Regions from separate parts of the Mus musculus genome. Here region 1 is linked to region 2. A link is a contact called in ENCODE Hi-C or POLR2A ChIA-PET data. All regions are on one chromosome and are shown on one strand. Each heading gives the region's core, a stretch centred on a gene start or an enhancer-like site at or near the end of the contact. The rest is flanking DNA. Distances are from core to core; before and after follow the strand shown. Region 1 holds the start of Prxl2c (peroxiredoxin like 2C). Region 2 holds the start of Cdc14b (CDC14 cell division cycle 14B).

Region 1 (7,722 bases), core at 3,235-5,734, 38 kb after region 2:
GCCTTAAGTTCATGCCCCGACTTGCTTCATTGACGGACTGTGATGTGTAAGTATAAGACAAAATAAACCCTTTCCTCACCAAGTTATGTTTGGTGATGGTGTTTATCACCACAAAAGAAACCCTAAGACACCCATTATCATTCCTTTTTTCTCAAATGAAAGTATTTACTCTACACCACTGTATATTGAAAATGTGTAAAATTTTAAAAATAATTTATTTTACAGGGAGCTGACAGTTCGAAGCCTGAATCTCAGAAAAGCCTTTGGATTATTTATTATTATCTAAAAAATCATATAGAGGTGTGTATGTGTATATGTGTTCATGTGTACAGGAGCCCTTGGACACCAGGAGAGGGTGTCAGATCCCTCAGAACTGGAGTTCCAGGTTGTTGTAAGCCAGTGTGTGGGTGTTGGGACCTGAACCTAGGTCCTCTGAAATAGCAGCACGTGCCCTTGACCATTAAGCCAACTCACCAGCCCCTTGGATAACTATTTTGTCACAAAGACTATTGAACACAGCCTTGCCATGTACAACTCCTAGTATGAGAAGACACATGTGTCTGAGAGAATCATATCACAAGTGAAACATGTCTTACCAGAGGAGGAAATTTCTTCACCTCTTTTCATTCCCAATCTTTTGTAAATTTCTCTCTCAGGATCAACATAGATTTCATGAGAATATCCAGTCAGTTTGCAGAAAGGCTAAAAAAAGAGAATAAAATAATTGGAATTTCTCATGAGAACAAATGAGAGACAAATAAGGACAACCTAGCTTTCTGCCAAGGAGCCTATACTCAGCTCAACAAATGTAATTTTGTATCTGAAACCTATTTAAAACAGTGGCCCCTCAGTTTGCTAGATAGTTACCTCAATATGATGGTATGATGATTGTCCAATCACTATGAGGGTGACATCTGCTTCCTTTGGGAGGAAGAAGGACAAGTACATATTATTAGAAACTATGTGTATTCGAAAGAACTTTCCCTAAAGCAATTCTTTCATTTTGTTCTAATGCCACCTATAGGCTTCGAAGAGAATAGAAAACAAAATTGCTTGAGTAGAAAGAAATGCATACTACGATATTTGAGTAACTCAGATGATTTGTTTTCTCTAGGTAAGAATTTCAAGGCCTAAGAGTCAAACATAAAACTATTAGAAGGAAACGCAGAGGGAAGCTCAGTAGCACTTGTGTAGCAGTGGTCTGGCTCGGTGAGTAAAGGTGCTGTTGTGCCTGCTGACCTGAGTTCCATCTCAGGGACCCACGTGGTGGGGAGAACTGACTCCTGCGAGCTGCCTGACCTCCACACTTGCACATATAAGTCAATAAGACACAGAAACGAAAGTTAACACACCAAGAAGGTTGTGTATTCCTTATAGCAAAGGAAAACGACAGAGAAAAGACACAACCCACTGACTGGACTAAGAAAACCTATGCAAAGTAGGCACTTGTCAAAAAGACCTATGAAGTCTATGTTACAAATTCAAATACAGCAAGAAGACAATCCAGTTTTTAAAAATGGACCAAAAATGGGATAGGGATCAGGACCTGTCTAGTACTCTCAGGTTCTGAGATTTGACCTCTAACAACCAAGGACTAAGCCAGAAGCCGTGTGAAATCATTCTCGGGCTGGGGAGATGGTTCGGGGGGGTAAAGTGCTTGCTGAGGATCTGAGTTCTGTCCCCAGAATCCATGCACAAAGGCTAGTGCAGCTGCACGTGTGTGCAAAACCCCACAAAACCCCAGCAAGACAGAGGAGGAAGCAGGTGGATCCTGTCGCTCCCCGTCCAGTCAGTCCATTCATATCAGCAAGCTCCAGACCAGCGAGATGTTACATAAAAACCACGAATAGCCCCTGAGGAGCAACACTTGTGGTTTACCCTCTGGCCTTCACGCACATGCATGTGCAAACTTGTACACCCACGTGCACAAATTTGTACACTCTCGACACAAACTGTTGAGCATCGCTTATCATTAGAGACATGAAAACAGAAATGAGGTATTCCTTCACCCTAGGAGAGATGCTACTAATCAAACAGAAGGAAGTATCGGTGAGGACATGGAACAAAGAGGATCTTTACACGGTGCTGGTAAGAATGAACTGAACAGCTTCTACAATCAGGGCAGTACAAGGGTTCTTCCAAAACTTAAAGAGAACTGCCACGTGATTCAGAACTGCTACTGTGGGTGACACAGCCGAAAGAATTAAAATGAGCACGCCAAAGAAACCCCACACTTCCATGTTCACCGTAGCACCGTCAACACCAGCTGAGGTGAGGAAGCAACTCAGGTGTCCATCAGTGGACAAATGCATAAAGTGTGGTACCCCAAGAAGTAGCATCCAACCATAAAAAAGAAATTGGTTCTGGTTTTTCCGAAACAGGGTTTCTCTGTGTAAGAGCCCTGGCGGTCCTAGATTTGATTTGTAGGCCAGGCTGCTCTCTAACTTTCAGAGCTACTCCTGCCTCTCTCTGCTTCCTGAGTGCTGGCATTAAAGGCATGGGCCAGCAAGCCTGGCTGAGGGGTTTGTTTGTTTTTGTTATCTGTAAAACATGGAGGCCATTCTGCTGAGTGAAATAAGCCAGGGACAGAAAGACAAACACTGGATGACCTCACACGGAATACATACGGAGTCAAACATTATAACTCATGGAAGTAGAGAACAAAACAGTGGCTACCACGGGCTGGGAGAAAGGGGGTGGAACACACTGAAACGTGCTCAAAGGGTACAATTTCAGGGAGACATGAGCAAGAGGGATCCTTTTAGAAATGTGCTGTCCAGCACAGTGACACAGTTACTAGTAATGTGCTACTCCAAAATCACCAAAAGCCATCTACTTTAAATGTTCTTTGTGAGGGCTGGAGAGATGGCTCAATGGTTAAGAACACTGACTGCTATTCCAGAGGTCCTGAGTTCAGTTCCCAGCAACCACATAGTGGCTCACAACCATCTGTAATGAGATAGGATGCCCTCTTCTGGTGTTTCTGAAGACAGTGACAGTGTACTCATATAAATAAAATAATCTTTATATGTTCTTTGTAAGCACATACACATCATGTTTATTGCTTCATTATTCACAATACAGAACCAGTGTGGGTATCTGCCAGCAGATGCATGTACAAAAAAAACCCAAACAACCCAACAACAACAACCCCCCACATCACATACACACATAAACGCACACATACACACACACTGGGAAATGTAATCAGTTATGAAGAATGAGGTAATGTTTATGAACTGCAGGAAATGAGTGGAAATGGACATTATGCCAAGTCAAACAAGCCACAGACAGACAAATATAGTATTGTTTTCTCTCACATGCAGAACTAGGCTTAAGTTTATATGCACATATTTATGTAGAGTAGAAAGGGTGTTGTGAGGATGAGGTCTAGATGCATGAGGGAATGAGAGGGTAAAGGAATATTAAGAAGACAAAGATGACCAGTGTGGCTCTGGAGGAGGGAAGCAGCAAGAAGGGGTGACCACATATAATAACAGAATAGGCATGTATGAAAATATCACGAGACCCATTTCTCTTTATGCTGAGTAACTTATGCCAACAATATTAAAAATGTTTACAACGCAAAGATGCTTCAGTGTATTATAAACAAAAGGAATAGAAGGGCAGGCAGAAGTTTTTAATTTTTTCCTCACTCATCCTGTAAATGTGTGCTGAAAATAGATCTTAGTTTTACAAATGCCCAGTGTCTTCAGTTACAAAGCTCTTCTGGCGACTGAAGAAAAACGCAAAGCTGCACTTTTAATATACGTTACATTTTCCTATAATGGATTACTATTTGGGTTGTAAACACAGTTGCTGTCTGTGTTTTGATTTTTTGCGTTCTTACGCAACATTTTGACACAGGCATTTTTACCAGGTAAAATTATGGTAGTCCGATCCCAAGAGGGCGCAAAAGAGCGCATTAGGACAGAAATAGACCCCCGTGGGTCTCAGCAGCCCCAGAGGATGAAGGAGGGGCCACCCACCCACAGCTCACCCCCACTGCATCGGCCGCTGTTGCTCACTCGGGAAACTTACTCGGAGGACGCTCTTGGGGATTTTGGCCAGATCTTCGACATATTCTTTACAGACGTAACACAAGAAATGCTGAAAGGCAACCATGCAGAAGAGCACGTCAACAAGGTAGCAGCCAGGTTCCAGAAGGTCCGGGCGGTCGGTTCCAGGCGAGGTGCTGCACCCGCCGCGGCCCAGGATCTGGGCGGCCAACGAGAGGCACTTCCCCTCCCGCCCTACCCGTGCTCACCCTCACAAACACCACCACGGCTCGCCGCTCTCGGAACAGCGCTCCGAACGTCACCCGTCTCCCAGACGCGTCCAGCACGGGCAGCTCCGCTACGGCGGCCGCTAGCGGCTGCCCGCGCTCTGTGACCGAGCCAGCCGGGCTCGGGACCCGGCCTGCGCAGCCGCTGACCTGCCGCGTCACCGGCGCGGCCATCGCGGAGGAGGGCGACCGCTCAGGTCAGCCACCGACCGCGGGGGGCGGGGTTAAGGGGGAGGGGCGGGGCTGAGACTGGAAAGGCGGGGTCACGAGGGTGAGGAGGGGACTGGAGGCGGGGCCACGCGGGGCCGACCCTTCGGAGGCGTGGCCACAAGGGACGCTACGGAGCTACAGAAGGAAAACACTCCAAACCGTTCTTCCAGTTTGAATACCAAGGGAGGGGACAGTGCTATGGGAGGTGCGGCTGAGGCACTCCCTCTTTCTACTGCCTACAACACTTTCCAATAAAAATCATATTCTTTACAGTCGTAACACAGGAAATGCTGAAGAAGGACTGGAAAGATAGATCAGGGGTTAACAGCCCTGGCTTATCTGGTAGAGAACCAGGGGGTTCAGTTTCCAGCATCCACATAGCAGCTCACAACTCTAGTCTCAGGGTATCTGATACTCTGGCACCCACAGTAGGCACTGTTCAGAGTGCCTACTGCTCTGAAAGAGGACCCAAGTTAGATTCTCAGTTCCCACATCAAATGTTCATAACTGCCTGTAACTCTTGACACTTTCTTGGGGATTCTGCAGGCATCTGCACTCACACAGAAAGAGTGACAGAGGAATGGAGAGAGAGAGACAGAGGAGGAGTGGGTGGGGAGGAAGAAATTAAAAATAACAGTTCATTAAAATTTTTAGATTAATAGCTGAGGCTGTGGTGGTGCACGCTTTAATTCCAGCACTTGGGAGGCAGAAGCAGGCAGATGGCTGAATTCGAAGCCAGCCTGGTCTACAAGACAGGTCTAGGACAGCCAGGACTACACAGAGAAACCCTGTCTCAAAAAAAAAAAAAATAACAAATAAAACTTAAATTACATTTTATTTATTTTGTGTGTGTGTGTGTTGTCTCTTTGTGGGTATATACAAGTTCCTCTTGTGTGTGGAAGTCGAAGGACTTTTGGAAGTTGGCTCTCTGCTTCCATCGTGTGGATCCCAAATATTGAACTCATGGCAAGTGCATTTATCTACAGTGCCATCTCCCAGGCCCAGCACCTGGCATTTGTAATCACCGCCTTACATTTCCCATTCTGTATTCCCTTTTCCCAGAGAAGCCACTTCAGCTGGTTGTGGGTCTTTACCCGATACAGTGACCAAACTCATTTCCATTGTCTTTAAACATTCTATGGGACAGCCTGTTTTCCAGACACTTCCTTAGTCCCCTGTTCTCCTCAGTAATCAGGACCAGTCATTGTAGGCAGAGCAGTAAGTCCCTTCTATGCCTGTTTCTTCAAAGGAGACCACAGAAACAAATAAAGCACGCACAAAGAGTGCATACAAGAAAGAATTCCTAACACAGTTAAGGCTTCTATCCTGTAGGTGGGTTCTATTTGAGTCAACCTTTGATCTCGGTAACAAATTTTGCATTTTTACTTCAGTCAGCTCTGTATTCCTCTGTCTAAGAATTTGTATTGTACTTACTGTATGTGCGCATGTGGGCACATTGTGACACTACCTGTGTAGAGATCAGAGGACAACTTGTGGGAGTCAGTTCTGTCCTTCCATCACGTGGGGCACAAGAGATTGCATCCAGGTTGTCAGGCTTGGCAGTAGGTAAGCAGAGCTATGTCCTGACCCAGTTTCTTTCTAATAAACAAAGCACTTTAACTGTAGAATGTAGGGATAATCTCATGTACTCTGTGGAAGTATCACTTGTCAATAAAAAGCTGAGGCATGATTAGAAGATGGGACATCTGACAGAGAGAGAGGAACTCTGGGGAAGAGTTAAGTGTAAGAGATTCACTACGTGGACTCGGAGGAAGTCAGACGTATAAAGCTGAGGAGAGGTAACGAGCCAGGTGACAGACATAGGATAATATAAACTGGATAACTGAGCTATGAGCTTAAGGCCTAGGCATTTAAAAATAAATGATAATCATCTGAGCTGTTATTCTGGAACTAGGGTTCGGGTGGAAAAGAACACAGTAATAGTAGAAACTGTCTGGACTCTGGGTGCTGTCCTTGTTGCACTAACTCTGAAGGAGACATTGACCTGTGTGTTGTTCTCTATAACCCCAAATCATGAAGTCTTCCCAAAGATAGCTGACATGTTAGGACAAAACAAAATCACAACTTACTGTTCAGAAGTCAGATAAAATATTATATGGGTTTATGTGAATTAATCCAGCATGGTGGAAAATGTGATGGATCAGAATTTGTTGGGGGTGTTTTCATGCACTGTGTATTCATGTGCACTTGATTCATGTGCACTGTGATTCATGTGCATTGTACTCATGTGCACTGTGTATTCATGTGCTGATTTCTGTACCCAGAGATCTGACTGCAGTCTAGACTTTGGAATGACTCAGTATTTTGTAAAACATTGTTCTCTATCAACTCCTGATTGGTTAAATAAAGAGCTGACTAGCCTATAGCTGGGAAGGAGAGAGAGAGGATAAGGTGGGATTTCTGTGCCTGGACAAAGAGAGAGAGGGGGTCTCAGGTAGAAGGTGGAGAGTTCTATCAGGACATGAATGAAGACAGAGAATTGGAGTAAGATGGCAGGTAACAGGCTATGTGGCTCAGAAGTAGGTCAGGCCAGCATAGTCAGGTTAGAATAGCTTGAAATCTGCCCAAGTTAGTGCCTGAAGATTTTCCTAAATATGCCACGTCTCTGTGTCATTACTCCAAACAAAGGAGGGCATAAAAAACTGTACTTTTGCAAGAATTCTTGTTCTGTTTCACATACCAGAGTGGCTCACTTAATGAAAAGATAGCAGTCAACATGGTATGAAGAACCAGCTTTTTACACACAACTGCCAGGTGCAATATTTTACAAAGAGGCTGGCGAGATGTCTGAGCTGATAAAGACCCAAATGGGAGGAGAAAACCAACTTCCAGAAGTTGTCCTCTGACCTTTACACATGTGTGTGAGAATAGAATGTTTTACAGAGAACTTTGTTGGTGTTACTAGAGATAAGGCCACTAGAGGGCACTGTTTACATATAAGTGGAAAACTTATAACCGCACATTTATTTGTTTGGTTACATTTTGGTGGGACCAGGGTAGCTCCTCTACTGCTTTGCACCCATTCAAACGAGTTCCTTTCTACATTTCTGGTATCCAGATAGGCCAGAGATCCCTAGAATTTATGGACTCTAGTCTTGTCACCCCTGACATCATTTCCTGTTTTCCTTGAAGCTGACCTCTGACCATACTGAAATCCTGCACTTGCCTAATTTCACCTGCTTGCTCCTCCTCAGAGCCTTTGACAC
Region 2 (7,679 bases), core at 227-2,726:
TACGAAAATAAGTTTGCCCCATACAAAAAAAAGAGCAGAAATAATGTGCAGATTCAACCAGCACGAAGTCTCTGGAAGGAACCCGGGCAAGGGTGTCTCCTCCTTCAGGGTCACACACCGGTAGACCTGGGCAGACACTAGTCAGGGGCTATAGTTAAAACAAGTCCTTCGTCTTCCTCCTTCAAACGCTAAAAAAAAAAACCCTTTCCTCTCCTCTCAGCTTCCTTTAAAAACCGGTCTTACTTTCTAGTTGCCCATTAATCTAGAATATACTTTCTACTAAATTTGTTTGTCTAAACACTTCCTAAATAAATAAATGTCACCAATCGAGAGCCCACCTAGCAAAGTCCAAGTTCAAGTCTTGGAAACCTTTTCTAAAAACCCCACCAAGAGGTGGACACCATCCGCCCCAGAAAACGCGGCACCTTCCTTCAACCGCGCAGGCAGCTATGCAGCTGACAACGCTTTTCCACGTACATCAGTACAACGAAGGCAAAGCTCTGGCTTCTCTATCAACCCCAGCAAACCGAGCGGCTGCCAAAACGGATTTCTTTCGTCTTCAAGAACTGAGACACCAAGAAAAAAAATCACCCTCGAAAGCGGCTATTCTACCCGCTCCGGCTGGCGGGGATTTCTCAAAAGTGACACCTCTGAGCTCTTAGCACGCTTGGTGGTTCAAACGCCATCAACGTGACACCTTTCTGGAGGCACGAGAGGGAGGGCAAAGATCCCTCAGGAGGCCTGAGAGGGCGCGACAGCGTGGGGGGCGGGGGGGGGGTGTCGGACGGCCGGGGGCTCGGGCCGGATCCCACGCGTTGCTAAGGCTCAGCGAGGCTTTGGGCCCTCGGGACAGCAAAGACCAGCGGGACTCAGCAGAGGCTCGGACTCGCGTGGGAACAACCGCGCCGGCTCATCCCGCGATGAGGTGGGTTCGAGGGCAGAGCCGCCCCGCTCCCGAGGCCGGACTCACTTGCAGGAGTGACCCCTCGGCCCATCTCCGGTAAAGTTGCTACCGCGGGCGCACGGGCGACTAGAGGCTCGAGGAGGCGCGAGCCTCGTGGGGGTGTGGCGGGGCTCACCCGTGATGTCCAGGTACAGGTCGTCCTGCTGCTCCAGGCGGTGCAGCTCCTGCGGCGTGGAGCTGCGGCTCTTCTTCACGCCGGGAGAGGAGGACGAGCTGCGGCGTGAGCAGGGGGGCGCGGTGGCCCAAGCCGAGCGCCGCTCGCTCTTACGCTTCATGGAGGCGGTCGCGGCCCGTCAGGGGACCGCGACCATGGCCCGGCAACCCGGCCCGGGTCCTCGCGCTGCGTCTCCCGCCGCCCGCGACCCGGGGGCCCCACAGCGCTGGCCGGTGGCTGGAGCAAAGCGCGCGCTCCCTGGGACGCTGCTGCCGTGGCGTCCGAGCTCAGCGGGCCGCGGCTCCCGGGGACCCCCAGGAGGGATGTTCCGTGGAGCTTCATTCACAAAAAGAAGGGCCCACAACCCTCCTCGGGGCCTACCGGCTCGGGCCGCTCATTGGTCAGTGCGGCGTGACGTCACGCAACTGGAGCCTTCCTACAGGCAGGTACTCGGTGACGCCATAAAGAAAAGTCTGAGCGCTTCCGCCAATCGGGCAGAAAGCGTGCTGGCGACCCCCTTGGTGGGACCCCTCTAACTTTTGTCTCTTGTGTCCAGGTGTTGACGCCTCAGTCCCCAGTTCCTCGAGTGAGTCTCCGAGTTCCTGCACAACCCTACCCTAATAACTCCACTTCGGATCTTTGAGATGGAATTTTTTTCTTTTTTAAGTGTTTCTTGGGTCTCCCCTGTAATTCGCGCCAAGGGAGCCTTGTCATGGCCGCCTGCTAGGAGAGTGTGTAGGCTGCTGAAACGGTCCTCAGCTCTGTGGACGCAAGGCAGAGTGGACCTCAGAACTTAGAAGTTCAGACCAGCGCCGTTTTCCCACCTATCCGATCGGATCGGATCGATAAGGGCTTCTTAGCGTCGGTGAAACCACCTGGAGATGCGATTTACCGCGGTGGTTTGAACCTTCCGACACCTCACCTCGGAACCCAGGAGCGCGCTAGCTCTCGCTGTGGGTAGCCGAGGTGGCCACGGTCCGACTTAGCACGAAGTGTTGGAGCATGTGGCCAGCTGAGCAAACGGCCTTTTCTCCTTTGGGTCTGCAGTGGTACCGCCCCATATTTTGCTACTGGGTTAAAAAGATATCAGATCTTTCTGGAACTTGACCATAGCTGCCATTTTGAAGAGCCCAGCTTCACGGTAGCATCTACTTGGGCGAGGAGACTGGAAGCAGTCGGTAGTCCCAAAGTCCCCATCGGCAGGACTGTAGTCAACAGCGATTTAGTCTGAAAGGGAAGTCAAGAGTCAGAGGGATAAATTTCAGTCCCTCCTCCCCTCCCCCAAAGAACCTCTCAGAAATGCAGATTTCACGAAGTTCCTTCCCCTAGGGAAGGCTTCTTTTGTTTTGAAGCCCTACCTTAAGCCTGCTGCTTCGGAAAAGATAAGATATGGGACTGGCTTTCCTTAGCCAGGGGCCCTTAAGAACCTGCTTGTTCACCTTTCGGGTTTCCATAGGACATCAACGAAGGCCTTACATTTAAAATGTCTGTAGTGTTAGCAAAAACTTTTGCCCAGGAAGAGAAAGTCCTTCACACGGTTCCAAGGACTCACAGTAGAAGGGCCACCAAATGTCACAATCAGAAATTTTATGAAAAGTTTTTTTTTTTTTGGTTTGTTTTTTTTTTTTTTAACCACCACTATAATCCATAGGATTACATGGAAGAAAGTGTTCCACTACACAGCCCAGACTGGGCTGAAAATGGCATCTGCCTCTCCAGTGCTGGGATTCCTGGTGTGAGCCACTGCAGGCACCTTACTGGATTCTCCCTCCCTCTCTCTCTCTCTCTCTCTCTCTCTCTCTCTCTCTCTCTCTCTCTCTCTCTCTCTCTCTCTCTCCCTCTCTCTCTCTCTCTCTCTCTCTCTCTCCCCCCCCTCTCTCTCTTGTGTGTGTGTGTCTAGTATGTTCCTTTTTTTTTTTTTTTTTTTGAGCTTTTGGGACTCAACCCTTGCTTGTGCTGGACCAAATGATCTACCCCAGCAAGCCACATTCCTGGCCCACATTCGTTACTTTTTGAGACTGGCTTAGTTGAATGTCTAACAGCCAAGTACTTTCCATACGTCAGTTGATTTTTCTCTCACCTTCAAATAGAATGCTTTGGCTAGATTCTGGCCACTAGAAAGTCTAACAAAATGCACATGGTTTAAATAAAGGGAAAAATCTTAGGTGTACATAGTTATGCCGTGTACGCATTTTCCTATTTTGCAGATGCATAGTTATGATCCTGCTGAAGTAATATTTTTAAAGCAAGGCTTTTTATTACTCCTAAGTATTCAGACATGTCTTGGGAACTAGAAGTCCATGTGCTAAACATATTCACTTGGGTGTGGCCACACTGCCTGTAATATCTGTACTTGAAAGTGGAGGCTAGGGGAACAGGACTTCATGGTCACCCTCTGCTACCGAAGGAGTTGGAAGCTAGCCAAGGCAACAACCAGATCCAGCCTCAAAACAAACAACAAAAACCAAAAAGGCCAGTCAGGTGGCACAGGGGGAAAGGCACTAGCCAGCAGCTATGACAATCTGAGTTTAATCCTCAGGAATCTACTCACTGGACGAGAACCAGTTCCTACAAGCTGTCTTTGACACACATCCCCTCCACACATACTAAAGAAATAAGTAAATGTAACCTCAAACTCTCTTTATGTTTTGTTTTCCTGTCATGTTTAGATAGTGGCGGAAAATACATTAGCTGATTTTCATTGTGTATATGTGTGACATTTCCTTTGAATTGTCTGATTTCTCTCCTCAGCAAGCTGACCTCTGAGTTCTGAGAATTTGGCTCTTTGGGAAAGAACCTGAGTTTGCGTGCATTGAGTACATTATTGTTCATTGTTTGGTCACTGATCATAGAATTGTAGCCTTTGAAAGCATGGGGGCCCGAGAAGGAGAAGCCCCTCACTCTGGAATATGACTGACATCTCTCCGAAGCTGAGAATCAAGAAGTTCAGGCTGGGGCTGGAGAGATGGCTGAGCAATTACCGGTGAATGCTGCTACCGTGGAATACCTCGGTTTGGTTTCTAGTACCCAGGTCAGGCTGGTCACAACTGCCTGTAACTCCAGCTTGGGGATCTGGCTACACCTGCATTCACACGCAACTACCCACCAGTGCACAGAAATAAAATTAATCTTTTTTTAAAACAGAAGAGTTCTGGCTTGGCTGGCTTCCAGGTGGCTCAGTGGGTAGTGTGTCGACCCTGTAACAATGAGGACCTGATCTAGAGTCCTAGTGCCCATGTAAAAAACTGAGTAAGTATGCATAATCCCAGCACTGGGGACACAAAAACAGGAGGGTTTCTAGTGTGGAGTGGCAACAGTCTAGCTTAATCAGTGGGAGACGCCTAACAGGTGTCCCTACATGAACACACACACACATATACAATTCCAACACGCTACTTGCTGTAAAGGTTCCAAATTGGAGAATGTATTTCTTTTATATAGAAATATTGTCAGGGGCTGGTGGTATTCTGTATCTGTTAAAAACAAACTGGCCCCCTGGGGGCTAGAGAGATGGCCCTGTGTTATGCATACTGACTGATCTTCCAGATGTCCCAGGTTAAAATTTTTATATGGCAGCTCACTACTACCTGTACCTGTTCCAGAGGATCTGAAATATCACACAGACATGCATGCGTGCAGGAAAAACAGGGCATATAAAAACATTTAAAAATTTTTAATAAATAAACTTGTTCCTGCTGGTCATAAGGACACACACTTTTAATCCCAGTCCTTAGATGAGGTAGGAGAAACACTGTGAATCTGAGGCCACCCTGGGCCACTTTGTGAATTCCAGGTTAACTGGATATAGAGAGGGACATTATCTCAAAATCCAAAAGAATTATTTTTTTTTTTTTGAGACAGGGTCTCACTACATAGTTCTAATTGTCCTGGATCCTGGAACTTGCTGTGTAGACCAGGATGACCTCAAACTCACAGAGATCTGCTTATCTCTGCCTTCCAAGTGCTGGGAAGAAAACACCATGCTGGCTCAAAGTAACTGGTTTTTGTTTTTGTTTTTCATTTTTCTTTTTGAGACAGGTTTTTTTTCTGTAGAATAGCCCTGGCTGTCCTAGAACTTGCTTTGTAGACCAAGCTGCCCTTAAATTTACAAAAACCAGCCTGCTTCTAAAATTTTTTAAAAGTATAATCAGCACATGATCAATACAAAGATTGCACAGGATTTTGAGTGTACTCTGAAGGCCCATGTGTCAAAGGATCTGTAATTGGATGCATGATTATAGGGAACTGTGAGATGTGGGACTCTTCTTTCATTATTCTTGGCTATAACATAAGCAGTTTTATTCTACACTTTATTCTTGCCATGATCTATTGTCTTACCAATGGCCCCAAAGCAATGGGCCAACCAAGCTTAAGCACTGAAAGCCAAAATACCCTTTGTTCTTTTTAAGTTGATTATCTCAGGTATTTTCTTACAGGAATAGAAATCTAACACAATAGATATTCGTTCAGCGAGTTATAAAATCACACATGGTATGTAACCACTGCCCAAAATAAGTTATAGAACCAATTAATCTCTCTCTCCCTCTCTCCCCCCTCTCTCCTCTCTTTTTGTTGGTTGGTTTGGTTTTTTGTTTTGTTTTGAGACAGATTCTATGTAGCTCTGTCCTGGAATTCACTATATAGACCAGGGTGACCTCAAGCTTTATCTGCCTCTCCTTACTGAGTGCTGGTATCAAAGGCATTTGATATCATGTGGGGCTCCCAATAAGCCTTTTAAAAATACCACCCACTGTGGTTTAAATATGATTTGACCATATCACCCCAAAATTTGTATGTTGGCAGCTTGGTGTTCCTCAGGGATACTGACATGATGAAACCTTTAAGAGATTAGTGGAATTCAGGAGGTCTGGGGGGCACCACCCTCATAAGGATTAATGCAGATCTCCTGGAAGAGGTTAGCCCCTAAAAGGGTTAAGTTATTATAGGAGAGGTTGGTACTTCCCCCATCTCTTCTGCATGTGACACTTACCACTCTTACACTGCAGCCATTGTTAAGCTGTCTACCATGAGGTCCTTCACCACTTCTCCAATCCATACAGGTGCTATGCCTCAAGTGTTGGGGTTTAAGGTAAGTTATGTGCCACTACCCTGGGCTTGGCGCAGTGCTAGTGAACTTCCAACACTGTGAGCTAAACAAACCTTTTTTGGTTTTTGTTTGTTTGTTTGTTTTAAAGTACCCAGCTCAGCCCGGCAGTGGTGGTACACGCCTTTAATCCCAGCACTTGGGAGGCAGAGGCAGGCGGATTTCTGAGTTCAAGGCCAGCCTGATCTACAGAGTGAGTTCCAAGACAGCCAGAGCTACACAGAGAAACCCTATCTCGATAAATAAAATAAAATAAAGTACCCCAGCTCTGGTACTATGTTACAACAACAGACCATGAGCTAAAAACCCCTCCATGCAGACAAGGGCAAGATTCCTATATCAGACCTCGGTGGAGACCTTGTCCTCTAGACATTTCCCTGCCTCTGATTGCTGCTCCTTGCTTTGCTCGCTGCTCTCCACGTCAAGATGCATCTTCTGGCATAATATTTTGGCTTCTGAAATTTATTTCTGGCGCTCTCCTCCTGACCGAGTTGGATCAGCAATTCTGGCTGAGTCCTGGTCCTCTAAACACACCGGGTTCCTACAGTCTTTCTTGAACTCTGCAAAAGTGGCTGCAGAGATCCAAGTTGATGCTGCCTGTGGCAGCAGCCAAACCAGGCCTCCTGCCCCTAGGGCAGGACACAACAAGCTTCACAGTCCTAATCAGCAAAGATAATCAGGTAATTAGAGATAGCTAACCACCTCCTTTATAACCCACACTTCACACATTTTTCTTGCCAACTATTACAGAACAAGAAAGATGTTCTTGTCTCACTCCTTATTGACAAGGAAGTAACTGAAGGCATAGATTCAAGTCTCTTCTGAAGTTGTAGAAACGTTAAAGCAACTTATTCTTCATCAACTGTTGTGGCTAGGAGGAACATTCATGCAAACTTTTTAGTTTGAGAAGAGAACTATGAATTTGAATTACAGTGATTTTCTCTGTGTCTTTTTTATTAACCCCCCCCCTGCCCTTTTTGGAGGGGGGGGGGGTTCAAGACAGGGTTTCCCTGTGTAGCGCTGGCTGTCCTGGAAATCACTCTGTAGACCAGGCTGGCCTTGAACTCAGAAATCCACCTGCCTCTGCCTCCCGAGTTCTGGGATTAAAGGCGTGCACCAGGCTGGAGAGATGGCTCAGCAGTTAAGAGCACTAACTGCACTTCCAAAGGTCCTGCTTAAAAAAAAAAAGAAAAGAAAAGAAAAGAAAAGAAAAGAAAAGAAAAGAAAAGAAAGAAAGAAAGAAAAAAAAAGGAAAAGAAAAGGTGTGTGCAACCACTTCCTGGCTAAAGCCTCCTATTGAGGAGGAAATCATAGCCACCCTTGGGTCTCCATTTGTTCACGAAGGCTGGAAGAGGGCCTCGAATCCCTTGGAGCCTGAGCTCTGAGAGGCTGTAATCCACCATCTATGCTCTGGGAAATGAGGAAATGAACTCTGGACACGTAACTGCTGAACCACC

The links. A loop is a pair of places that touch in the nucleus more often than their neighbours do. ChIA-PET counts read pairs that join two places held with the same protein, here RNA polymerase II (POLR2A).
Region 1: a loop to region 2 is called in a map of T-helper 1 cell, with 2.2 times the contacts of the local background. The contact joins the promoter of Prxl2c here to the promoter of Cdc14b in region 2. A Hi-C loop is called at or near these places in 2 of 37 maps with a recorded cell type or tissue (T-helper 1 cell and heart). POLR2A ChIA-PET finds 5 or more read pairs at or near these places in 4 of 5 experiments (Patski and embryonic stem cell).

The regions. Positions count from the first base shown.
Region 1 is chr13:64,308,226-64,315,947 of GRCm38, forward strand. Prxl2c (peroxiredoxin like 2C) reads right to left here and starts at 4,485. Exons shown (of 6, transcript NM_025370.3): 1 at 4,268-4,485; 2 at 4,042-4,110; 3 at 868-921; 4 at 597-702. The coding sequence starts at 4,459.
Region 2 is chr13:64,273,512-64,281,190 of GRCm38, forward strand. It overlaps Cdc14b (CDC14 cell division cycle 14B), which reads right to left and starts at 1,477. Exons shown (of 14, transcript NM_172587.3): 1 at 1,080-1,477. The coding sequence starts at 1,239.